Linked DNA regions of Homo sapiens: region 1 is linked to region 2. A link is a contact called in ENCODE Hi-C or POLR2A ChIA-PET data. All regions are on one chromosome and are shown on one strand. Each heading gives the region's core, a stretch centred on a gene start or an enhancer-like site at or near the end of the contact. The rest is flanking DNA. Distances are from core to core; before and after follow the strand shown.

Region 1 (5,900 bases), core at 2,226-4,725, 120 kb before region 2:
TAAAAAGTAAAAAAAAAGATAATCCTGTGCACTGAAATGTGCTCTAAAAGGTTGGGATTTGCAGTTCTGCTTTTGTGTTTACAAACATTTAAGAAGTTATTTTCTTGGTTGGGTGTGGTGGCTCACGCCTGTAATCCAGCACTTTGGGAGGCCAGTGCTGCAGATCACCTGAGGTCAGGAGTTTGAGACCAGCCTGGCCAACATAGTGAAACCCTGTCTCTACCAAAAATATAAAAAAAAATTAGCTAGGCGTGGTGGCGCATGTCTGTAATCCCAGCTACTCTGGAGGCCGAGGCAGGAGAATCGCTTGAACCAGGGAGATGGAGATACAATGACCCAAGATCAGGCGATTGCACTCCAGCCTGGGTGACAGAGCTAGACGCCATCTCAAAAAAAAAAAAAAAAAAAAAACTTGTAAATTTGGATTTTAGTGATGGTTTTGCAATGTATAAATTTACCAAAAATCATCAAATTTATTTAAAATAGTTGAATGTTATGGTATGTAAATTACACCTCAGTAGAACTGCTAAAAAAATTAATGAGGCATATCAAAAAACACATGTGCCAGCTTTAAGGATATGTCCTGCCCAAATATGGCACCGTTTGGGAATAAAGACAGCCGTAAATTGTAAATCAGTCAAAAAATACAGGAGTCCATGGGTCCAGTGCGATAAAAAAACAGAAAAATGAATGTATAGGAAGGCAGGGTTCTCCCCTCCTGCAGATGACAAGATAGGAGAGTTAGGCAGCCACTGTTTTGTGCCCATGAGAGTGGAGGCTGGCTCAATGAGCGCGGGGTCGGGAGAGAGGCTGATGAGGAGGAGGACATTGCTGCTCTCAGGGCGTCTCCCTGGGAACGCTCACTTGTTGCCAGTGGAAACGCAGGAAACGTAGGAACTACATGGAACACCTTGGCCAAGGGACCCCTGTGAGCAGCACCAAGGAGGGGCAGCATCACCCGCGCTGTTTTCCAGCAGTTGTTCAGGCTTCACAGGGATTTCTGATTATTTCAAATTGGATGTTTCTTTAATGGCATCAAGTACTAGTTTGTTTATGTCAATGAAATACTTGGGTTTTTTCCTAATGATTGCTTTGTAGTATAGTCTTAGGAAACACAAGAGAAGCCCTCCTTATAGAGCACCCTCCAAGAGAAGGTGTGGCTCAGCCTATCCTGGTGACTCTCCACCACGCTAGTAATGCCCAGTCCTCAGCCTGCAGCCCTCACTTGCTGGCCCCCGAGCCCAGAGTGCTGGCCGGTGTCCTCGGAGGACTCGATCGCTGGGAGCACCCAGTGGCCCTTGGTGTCAGCACCATACCCTGCTTTTCTGGAGGCTGCTGGTACCTGCTTTGGACCCTGAGAAAGAAGTGGGTTTTGGGAATGGTCTGCTAAGTGGTTCTGGAACTTAGAGTCCTCAGTGGGTCCTGTGAGTCGCTGCCTGAGGTTGTGCCTATAAACCATTATAGGAGAAATGCTCACACCCCTTGCCCTTGTTCCCACATGTGCTCTGCTCCCCTCTGATGGATTCCGCCCCTTCCAGTTTCTCCGGATCTGCGCTGACCTCTTCCGCCTGGTGCCGTTCCTTGTGTTCGTGGTGGTGCCGTTCATGGAGTTTCTGCTGCCTGTTGCTGTGAAGCTCTTCCCCAACATGTTGCCATCCACATTTGAGACTCAGTCACTCAAGGTAAGGGCAGCATCCCAACTGCTTGTTTTAGAATGAGTCTGAAATTCATTGTGATGGCTTCCTTGTTTGTGACTTTTCAGGTGCTAGATATTTTTGAGACTTTATGTATCTTCATATTGTCCTTGTGCTGTGCAATAATTATTTAGTGGATGCTGGGTTTTGGATTTGTTTCTCTTTATTTCGTTATTTATTTATTTATTTATTTATTTTTGAAACAGGGTCTCGCTCTGTCACCCAGGCTGGAGTGCAGCAGTGCGATCTTGTCTCACTGCATACAACCTCTGCCTCCCGGGTTCAAGCGAATCTCCTGCCTCAGCCTCCCAAGTAGCTGGGATTATAGGCATGTGTGCCACCATACACAGGTCTCGCCCTGTCACCCAGGCTGGAGTGCAGTGGTGCGATCACGGCTCACTGCAGCCTCAAGTTCCTGGACTTAAGTGATCCTCTTGTCTTAGCTCCCGAATAGCTGGGACTACAGGCTAAGCCACCACATCTGACTAATTTTTTTTTGTTTTTTATAGACAAGATCTGCTATGTTGCCCAGGCTGGTCTCAAACTCCTGGGCACAAGTAATCCTCTTGCCATGACCTCCCAAAGTGTTATTATGGGTGTGAGCCACTGCTTCCAGCTCAATGTATTTTAAAATACAGGTTTTCTAGACCAGGAACACTCCCCTACCGGTGCTATAGGGGAGTCATGAGGTCCTTCTAGGGCAGGGTCAGCCAGCTGCAGCCCACAGGCCAGATCAGGACCCTGCCTGTTCTCAGCAGAGCCCTGTGGGGACCTGCGATGCCCAGTCATGTGTCTTGTCTGTGAGGCACCAGCAGAGTTAAGCATTTGTTTTAGACCACACAGCCATGAAGGCCAGACGCCTTCCTGTCTAGCCCATTACGGAAAGTGTGCCGATCCTTGCTTTAGGGAATCACACGAGTTTGTTTGTTTTTGTTTGTTTGTTTGTTTGTTTTTGTTTTGTTTTTGTTTTTTTTTTGAGACGGAGTTTCGCTCTGTCACCCAGGCTGGAGAGTGCAGTGGTGCAATCTCAGCTCACTGTAGCCTCCACCTCCTGGGTTCAAGCGATTCTTGTGCCTCAGCCTCCCAAGTAGCTGGGATTACAGGTGTGCATGCCTGGCTAATTTTTGTGTTTTTAGTAGAGACGGGGTTTCACCGTGTTGGCCAGGCTGGTCTCAAACTCCTGACCTCAGGTGATCCACCCACCTTGGCCTCCCAAAGTGCTGGGATTACAGGCATGAGCCACTGTGCCCGGCCCACACGGGTACTTTTTAAAACCATGAAATAAAAGAGTTTGAGAATGTATTGCACTTAGATGAGAGTCAGTGTGTTGTGAAATGTTTCTGGGAGTGGGGGTCGGGCACAGGCGTGAGATGTTTTCCTTGCCCGAACCACAGTCTGAGCAGTTGGAATGCAGTGCCCTCTCTGCCCTTGCAGGAGGAGAGGCTGAAGAAGGAGCTTCGGGTCAAGCTGGAGCTGGCCAAGTTCCTCCAGGACACCATCGAGGAGATGGCCTTGAAGAACAAGGCAGCCAAGGGCAGCGCCACCAAAGACTTCTCTGTGTTTTTCCAGAAGGTGCTGTGATACGTCTGAGTCCCTGTGACCTCACCAGGGAGCCTTCCCTGATTTTCTGTTTCCCTTTCGCTGTGCTCAGCAGAGTGGAGCTCCCCCAGGTGCTGGCTGGCGCTTGAAAGTTTACCCAGGAGGCTCAGTCGGGGGCCAGTGGAGTGTCAGGAGTCTGCCCCCACGAGCTCCCAGTGAGTTAAGCTGTGGTGGCTGCGCCTCGTCAGCCTTCAGAATTATGGGCGTCTGTGTCTCATCACCCTGCAGCTGTCCAGGAGCAGTAGAATCTGACCCATGAGGAGCCTGAGACCCTGATGGTGTGAGGTGTGGGTGGCTTGGCCGGGCTCCTCTGCTGGGCATTGCCCTCTGGCTGGAGTCAGTCAAGAAGATCCCAGGTCCCAGGGGCTGGTCAGAGGCCTGGACTGTGGGAGCAGTGGGGGCTGGAGAGGAGGAGCGGCCCTTGAGGTTTCCTGCGGTCATGTGGTGAGTGAGGTGAGGATGGGGAGACGGCAGCTGCCACGGACCGAGATCCCTGAGGACTAGATGGGGTTCACGAGGCCGGTGTTGTTGGCTTGAGGGACTTGTGCCACTTTGGAGTGAGAAGGATGTGTCTGAAGTGCAGGAAGAGCTTAAACCAGGGCCTAGAAACTCCAGCCATGCGTGTGCGTTGTCTGTGGGGTTTTCCCGCTGCAGCACAGAGGCGAGTGGTTTCCATGGCTGCAAAGCCAGAAATACTTGCTGTCTGGCCCTTGACAGAAAAGACTGCCAGGCTGAGGCCTAACCACGGAGAAGCCTCTCGGGAGGAGGCGACACAGCCATGGGGCTGCTGAGCCCCCCAGGGAGTGGGTGGTGGTTCCAGCAAGATGTTTTAGGGGGAGCCATGCTTTGGGAGCCTCACCCAGGACATCGTGCCTTGCAGAGCAGGAGGGGCCCGTCCCAACCTTTCCTGGGCCGCCCAGCTGCCAAGAAGGATGTGCTTGCAGTCACCTGCACGGGGGTGTGCTGCATAGGGCCGCCCCCAGGAGCACACCTGAAATTGTGTCTCAGAGCTGGCATCCTGCATGTTACGATTTGAGTTGGGCACCAAGTCAGCCTCGTCCTCCCTCATCTGTCACCTCTGCTAGGTACCCTCCTAGCCCAGCTCTTGGCAGAGACTGAGCTGGTGGCTTGTCCCTCAGGTGGTAGGAACTGCAGAGGATCACCCAAAGGGCCCTGAGTGATCCACGCTAAGGGACTCTAGCTCTCCCTAAAGAGCTAGATGGCCACCCCTCCCCCAAGGCTCAGGCAGTCATCCGTGGGAGATGTAGGTGCACACAGGTGCACCTCTTCCTGCCCCAGAGCAGCAGGGTCCCGGCCACTTCTGTGGCAGAGAGAGGATCACAGGACCTGCATGCAGCAGCCTGTGGGCCCGGGCGTCTCCCCCAGCAGACAGCAGCCTCAGCTTTGCTGGTTCAGGCAGGAGAGGTCCACAGGCCAGACGCCACCTTTCCCCAGGCTAGCCCAGCACCGGAGTCAGAAGTCAGTGGTTTGAGGCCAAGCTGGGCAGGTGACTTGAGGTCGGGTATTTGAGACCAGCCTGGCCAACATAGTGAAATCCCATCTCTACTAAAATACAAAAATTAGCTGGGTGTGGTGGCGCAGCCTGTAATCCCAGCTACTCGGGAGGCTAAGGCAGGAGAATCCCTTGAACCCAGGAGGTGGAGGTTGCAGTGAACCGAGATTACACCACTGCATTCCAGCCTGGGTAACAGAGCGAGACCCTGTCTCAAACAAAAAAAAAAAAGAAGAAGTAGTCAGTGGTTTGAGTCCCTGAGGATGAGAGGCAGCACCCTTTGGGAATGTGGTTGGTCGTGGGAGGGAGCCGGGTGGGCGCGTGTCCCGGGGATGACCCTTGTGACCACTTCCGCAGATCCGGGAAACAGGGGAGAGGCCCAGCAATGAGGAAATCATGCGTTTTTCCAAATTATTTGAGGATGAGCTGACCCTGGACAACCTGACACGGCCGCAGCTGGTGGCCCTGTGCAAGCTGCTGGAGCTACAGTCCATCGGCACCAACAACTTCCTGCGCTTCCAGCTTACCATGCGGCTGCGCTCCATAAAGGCAGACGACAAGGTGAGCCTGGCCATACTCCGCGCCACAGCTCTGGTGTTTTACCTTTTCGTTTCCTGATGATAAAAGCAGCATGTCCTCATTGTAGAAACTCTGGAAGATGCTGAACGATCGAAAATAAGCTCACTAGGAGTCTTGCCACTTGCAGATTGCAGATCCTTTGAAGATGGATGTCTTTTCTCTGGCACCTTCTCGGATGATCTCTCTGTTTGGATTTCGTCAGATTTATAATAACTTGCTTAGTTGTGTCTGTCTTTGTGTTCATCCTGCTTATTGATGACAGTGCCTCTGTGCCTCTCTCCTCACATCAGGGTCTTCATCGAGGGTCCATTTGCCCCTTTGCCCTGTCCTGTCCATCGCACGTGCTTGCCTCTGTGCTTCACGCCCTTTTGTGCTTTCAGGGCGCTGCCCTCCTTCTAGGTCTGATTACTCCTTTTTTTTTTTGAGACGGTGTTTCGATCTTGTTGCCCAGGTTGGAGTGCAGTGGCGAGATCTCGACTCACTGCAACCTCTGCCTCCTGGGTTCAAGCGATTCT
Region 2 (5,742 bases), core at 3,040-5,539:
AATGGGAGGACAGGTCAGAGCGCCCTCATTTGTGGGGCTGCCCCTCCGGGTTTCTCATCCTGTCCTTGGTGCCTTTTTCTGCCCAACAAGTCCAGGGAAGGCCGAGGTCTCAGACTCCTGGGTAGGGGTGGGGGTTTGAGTTGAGGACCAAAGTGCCATAGCGACATCCAGAACACAAGCCCACCAGGGGTCCAGCCCAGGCTACCCACTCCCCTAGGGTCTCCCAGGCTCAGAAGGGGATGCACGCCCCCTGTGGTCAAGCCTCTGGTGGGCGTCTTGCCCAGTTCCTGATGGTTCAAGGGGAGGGGGGATGTTGGCCAGGCCCCAGGGCACAGCCCTGACACAGGTGTGGCTACTGGAGGGGCCTTCATACCTGCGGCCCCAAAGCCCCTGGGCTTGGCTGTTTGAGGCAGAGGTGATGGACTCCGGGGGCCTGACACTTGGGATTTGGGAGGCTTCCTAGAGCGCTCAGCAGGTGAAGGCAGCAGGGGCCATGGCCGGGAGCCAGGCCTAGCTTTGAACTGAGTTTCAAGGGCTGCCAAAGAGGGGCAGTGGGTTGGGGTTGTTTTTACTACAAAATAAGTTACTTAGTTTTATAAAGACAAACCGATTGTAGCCAAATGACACCATATTTAATAAAATTTAGTCTGAAGTGATGTACTGTGTTTTGTGTTGCCCGATATTAAAACCAAACTTTTGTCATAGTTGGAGAATGGCCTGTGGGTATTGGAGAAGCCACCTTAGAGGTGGAATTGCGTGCGTGGCGTGCTTTGTTCAGAATAAGGAGGAAAAACCCATTGGTTGGGAGGCGGGTACAGTAGGAACCTTCCCCTCTGATTTCTGGTTAGGGACTCTGGGGTCTTGAGAACCCCTGACCCAGGGCCCTCTGCAGGAGCAGGGTGGGAGGGGCAGAGACACGTCCTGGGGGAAGTCACTGTGTGGTCGCCACTGCGGCTGCTTCCAGATGCAGGAACTGATGTGGGGACACATGGGTAGCCAAGGAGTGAGCAGCCTTTCCGGTTCACTTATGTTTGCAGCTGCGTCCTGTGAGGACACCAGGCTGTCTCTACTGACCTCACTGTGGGTCAGGGTGGCCCAGGAATTGCCAGCCGAGCACCTAGGGCAGCCAAGACAGCAGCCTGGGGTTCCCCACAGCACTGGGCCCTCAGGTGAGCACCCCAGCAACCGGACAGTGAGTGCTTGCTGCCTTTTCCCCATTCTGCTTCTTGACCCACAGGATGGTTCTTGGGGAAACAGTACACGTAATCCTATTGAAAGATATGACAGTGGGCTCTAGTTTCCTGCGCTACGAGTGTCTTCAGATTCTTTCCAGCCTGGTACTTTCACTGGCATTCTTTTGCATACACAGCCAGGCGCTGCTTTAACCAACAACAGAGATCCAGTGAGCATCTACTGAGGGGCTGTTATGGGCCCTGACTGTGCCAGGCCCTGTGACTCACAGGTACTTGGGACTCTTTGGCTCTGTACTGTTAACTTAGAGAAGAGTTTATTTCTTCTAAAAAGTTACAGCCTGACGAGAATCGCTTGAACCTGGATAGCAGAGATTGCAGTGAGCCGAGATCGCGTCACTACACTCCAGCCTGGGCGACAGAGTGAGACTGTCTCAAAATAAAAATAGTTAACAGCCTGCAAGATGGCCATCCCTCAGACTGGAAAGCACAGCCTCTGGCCAAGACCAGAGATGGGCACTTCAGAGGAGGAGGAGGAGGGGTTGGGGCAGGAGGTTTATGCTGAATGGGTTGGCTAAACATGCATATTCAGCAGGTGACAGGAGGAGCTATGAATATTCATGAAGGCAGTCCTGACGCATGCATCCTGAACAAACATACAATCCACATTCACTTTGGGGTGGAGACTTAACATTTAAAATGTATTATAATGAGGTTCTACACAGGCCAGAAGTGGTCCATCACTGTGGTCTCTTATCTGGACCAAGTTACTGAAATCAGTCTCTTGTCCAATGAAACTGTAGTTATGGCTGGTGGAATAGGGGCTGGGGGATCAGTCAGCATCCGGTGGAACTGCAAATTGGTTTTTATTGTTTTGAGACAGGGTCTTACTCTGTCGCCCAGGCTGGAGTGCAGTGGCGCCATCTGGGCTCACTGTAGCCTTGACCTCCCAGGTTCAAGGAATCCTCCCACTTCAGCTTCCGAGTAGCTGGGATCACAGGCACACACCACCATGGCCGGCTAATTTTTTTGATTTTTAGTAAAGATGAAGTCTTGCTATGTTGCCCAGGCTGGTCTCGAATTCCTGAGCTCAAGCGATCCTCCCACCTCAGCCTCCCAAAATGCTGGGATTACAGGTGTGAGCCACAGTGCCTAGCCTTTTTGTTTAAGTTTTTTGTAAAGATAGGGTCTCGCTGTTACCCAGGCTGGTCTTAAACTCTGGACCTGAAGCAATCCTTTTGGAGGCTTCAGCCTCCCAAAGTGTTGGGATCACAGGCATGAGCCATCATCTCGGCCACTGCACTGTTCCAATATTGCTTAGCTCAAGGCCAGTGCTTATTGAGCTACTAAGAGGAAAAGAAAAGCAGTGTGGCAGTAGGAATATAGTTTAAATGTAGGGTGTGTGACTTAACCCTTGCCTGGCATGACCTTAGGTCCTATTCATAATTTGGTATCTTATTGCCACTGGTGTCCCCTTGACCGCAAGGGGGTCCATTCAGTTGTTGGGGGCTTAGGATTTTAATTTTTTTTGAGACAGAGTTCTGCTCTTGTTGCCCAGGTTGGAGTACAGTGGTGCAATCTTAGCCCACTGCCTCCCGGGTTCAAACAATTCTCCTGCCTCAGCCACCCGAGTAGCTGGGATTACAAGCATGCGTCACCATGCCAGGCTAATTTTGTATTTTTAGTAGAGACAGGGTTTCTCCATGTTGGTCAGGCTAGTCTCGAACTCCCAACCTCAGATGATCCTCCCGCCTCGGCCTCCCAAAGTGTTGGAATTACAGGCATGAGCCACCGCGCCCTGCCAGGATTTTATTTTTAGTTTACAGTGTTGAGGGTTATGGGATGCCCAGGGCCTGGGGAGGAAGGGGACAGGATGTGTCCGTCCTAGTCTGAGGATGACTTTTTTGAGTTCAAAAGGGGGCGGTGGACGCACCAAGGCACAGTCCTGAGGGCAGCAGGTGCAAAAGTCCGGCCCTCCCAGAGGTGTAAGGCCTTAGAGGGATCCCAAGCATCCCTGGGGCTCAGCCTCCTGGACCTGACCCCACTGCCCACTCTTTTGGCTGGTTCCACTCTCCCCTGCATCCCTCACGTTGTCCCCAACAGGAAGCTGTGGGAACCTGTTCTCAGGTGTAGTGCACCCGTTGGGGTTCTAGTTGGCTGGATCCGCGGGGCCGTCAGCTGCAACTGTGACGGCGGGGAAGCGGGACGGGATGGTGCGGATCTACAGGACCTCGCCTCCAGGTGGAACCTACCTGCTGAGCCAGGGATTCTTCAGGATACAAACCCAGTCAACTCCAGGCAGAGGGTGGGAGCGTCATGCACCGGCGACACAGTGGAGGACGTCATGGACGGGCAGGGAGGCAGCGGCAACCGAAACTAGCGGCTCAGTCGGTGGCCGGTGTGCGGTCAACGGCCAGGGCAGTGGGACCGGAAAGACTCAGTGTAGTTGTCAACTGTTGCGACCTAAAAGGTTACTCCAAAACTTTAAGCGGCTCAAAACAATAGACGGCGCGTACGGGGCCTGCAGCGGCCACGGGACCGTGGGAAGCAGTCAGTACCCGCCACAGGCCGCGCCTTCCGGGTTCCGGGTTCCGGGTTCCCGCCAGGGAGGAGACACGCCCCCACCTGGGCAGGAACCAAGCAGAGCCGCGCTCCACCCAGGCCGGAACCAATGGGAGATGCGCCACGACCCAGGCCGAGAAACGTGCCGCTTACCCTTCCCCCACGACCTGCGCCGCGTCGCGCGCGGCCGAATCTCCCGCCAAAGCTGCCCCCGCCCGCCAAGGCGCGACCTATCAGCGTCGCAGAGGCCCGCGGCGGCCCGGCCGCCTCAATCCCGCGGGTGGGGGCAACCTTTTCCTCAGGCCTCTCCTCAGCCCACGGCGTCCATCTGGCTCCCGAGCCGAGGGCCGGGCAGTCGGGCTTCGCGGCTGCCCGCGGTCCCGAGGCCTCGCCCTAGCCCCAGTCGGCTCGCGAGGCGCGCACAGCTGAGTGGACCCCTGCGGCGTGGCCCGATGGTCTCGCCCGACCCGGCGCGCGCGGGAGGCCGAGGGGCGGGGCCCGGCGCCCACATAAAGGCGGTTGGGGGCGGGGCGCGCAGAGCTCGTGAGCGCCGGCGCGGGGACGCGGGTTTCTGCCTCAGGCCCTGCCCTGCTCTACTCTGCGCTCTCTGCCCGCGCCGCCGCCGCCTCAGCCTCGGCCCTGCGCTGCGCGCCCGGCCCGTGCTGCCATGGCCTGCCGCCCGCGAAGCCCGCCGAGGCATCAGAGCCGCTGCGACGGTGACGCCAGGTGAGGCCGGGCTGCGCGGCGGGCGAGGGAGCGCGTGCCCCGTGGGGCGGGGGTTGTGCGGGGCCGGGGTGTGGGAGGGCGGAGGTTGTAAGGCGGTCCCGAACCTCCCGTGCCCAGCCGACCGCGTCCCTCCCCGCAGCCCGCCGTCCCCCGCGCGATGGAGCCTGGGACGGAAGCGCAGAGCCGACGGCAGGCGCTGGAGGCCCGAAGACGCCGAGGAGGCAGAGCACCGCGGCGCCGAGCGCAGACCCGAGAGGTGGGCGCGGGACCCGGGGGTCGGGGCGCGGTGGGGCCCTTGACGAGGCCGCGGGCTCCAGGGACCTCGTCGCGCTCTCGCGGTGCCGGGATCGGTCAGGTCGGCACCCTGCGTCCTTTTATCTTGGTCTCCGCGCGGCCCGTGGACTGGGGCGGCCGCAGCAGGCCTGGGAGGCGCTGGAACACTCCGGAAGCCTCTTGCCAGGATGGGAGTCAGCTGAACCGGCGTCAGCCCGAGTTAGCCAGTTCGAGTCTGTGTTGTGCTCCCGGGAGAGGTCAGGGTCTCTGACGAGCTTCTCGTGAACACGTGGAAGTCAGGGACACCCGAGTCCCGAGGAGAAGTGAGTTGACAGGGCTTACCTGCTTGGCCATTTTCTGGGTTAGGCAGTGTGCAGGGAGGGTGGAGATGCGAGCGAAAGGAGGGCTTGATGGGGTGGGACGGCCGAGGAGGGTCTGGAGGAAATAAGCAGGGGTGCCAGTGGTCGTAGTGGCGGGGCTTTTCGGGGCTGTGGTTAGAGAAAACTTCTCGAGGGGCTTTGGGGTGGCTCGTCCCGCACTGGGGGCTTGTTGCTCCTGAGTTCCCTGAAAGGCGTGGTGACTTGGCCGAGATGGAGCAGTGAAGGTGGAGGGAAATGCGTGGTTCGGGATAGGCTTCTGAAGGCAGGACCTGTGAGACTTGCTGATGGGTTGGGGATGGGAGGCGTGAAAGGAAAAAAAAAAATCGGACCCAACTTCACTGTGCCAAAAGGAAAAAATTATGCTGAGCGCGGAATCATGCAAGAAACTACCTTTGCGTTACTTTTTTTTTTTTTTTTTTTTTTTTAAAGACAGGGTCTCACTCTGTCTCACAGGCTGGAGTGCGGTGACGCGATCTTGGCTCACTGCAGCCTCCCCCTCCCGGGTTCAAGTGATTCTCCTGCCTCAGCCTCCCCAGCAGCTAGGATTACAGGCGCATGCCACCGCGCCCGGCTAACTTTTTGTATTTGTAGTAGAGACAGGGTTTCACCAT

Evidence for each region. Hi-C counts contacts between places; a loop is a spot of excess contacts on that map. ChIA-PET counts read pairs that join two places held with the same protein, here RNA polymerase II (POLR2A). Pooled maps may share reads with other maps.
Region 1: a loop to region 2 is called in a pooled map, with 7 times the contacts of the local background. The contact joins the enhancer-like site here to the promoter of SLBP in region 2. A Hi-C loop is called at or near these places in 3 of 50 pooled maps. POLR2A ChIA-PET finds 5 or more read pairs at or near these places in 8 of 52 experiments (GM12878, H1, HEK293 and 4 more).

The regions. Positions count from the first base shown.
Region 1 is chr4:1,832,211-1,838,110 of GRCh38, reverse strand. LETM1 (leucine zipper and EF-hand containing transmembrane protein 1) reads left to right here. Exons shown (of 14, transcript NM_012318.3): 4 at 1,539-1,682; 5 at 3,129-3,266; 6 at 5,164-5,367. Among named protein-coding and RNA genes, the nearest start is that of LETM1, 21 kb to the left of the region's middle. Within about 2 kb of position 3,475, at least 5 of the 41 ENCODE cell types and tissues checked have a DNase peak (open chromatin) inside an H3K27ac peak, as active enhancers do; they include GM12878, where a contact is called at or near this core.
Region 2 is chr4:1,710,866-1,716,607 of GRCh38, reverse strand. It overlaps SLBP (stem-loop histone mRNA binding protein), which reads left to right and starts at 4,289. Exons shown (of 8, transcript NM_006527.4): 1 at 4,289-4,478; 2 at 4,618-4,734. The coding sequence starts at 4,420. TMEM129 (transmembrane protein 129, E3 ubiquitin ligase) reads left to right here. Exons shown (of 4, transcript NM_001127266.2): 4 at 1-656. RefSeq lists enhancers at 764-863, 1,174-1,243, 1,364-1,473, 3,453-3,742 and silencers at 3,873-4,782, 4,793-4,912.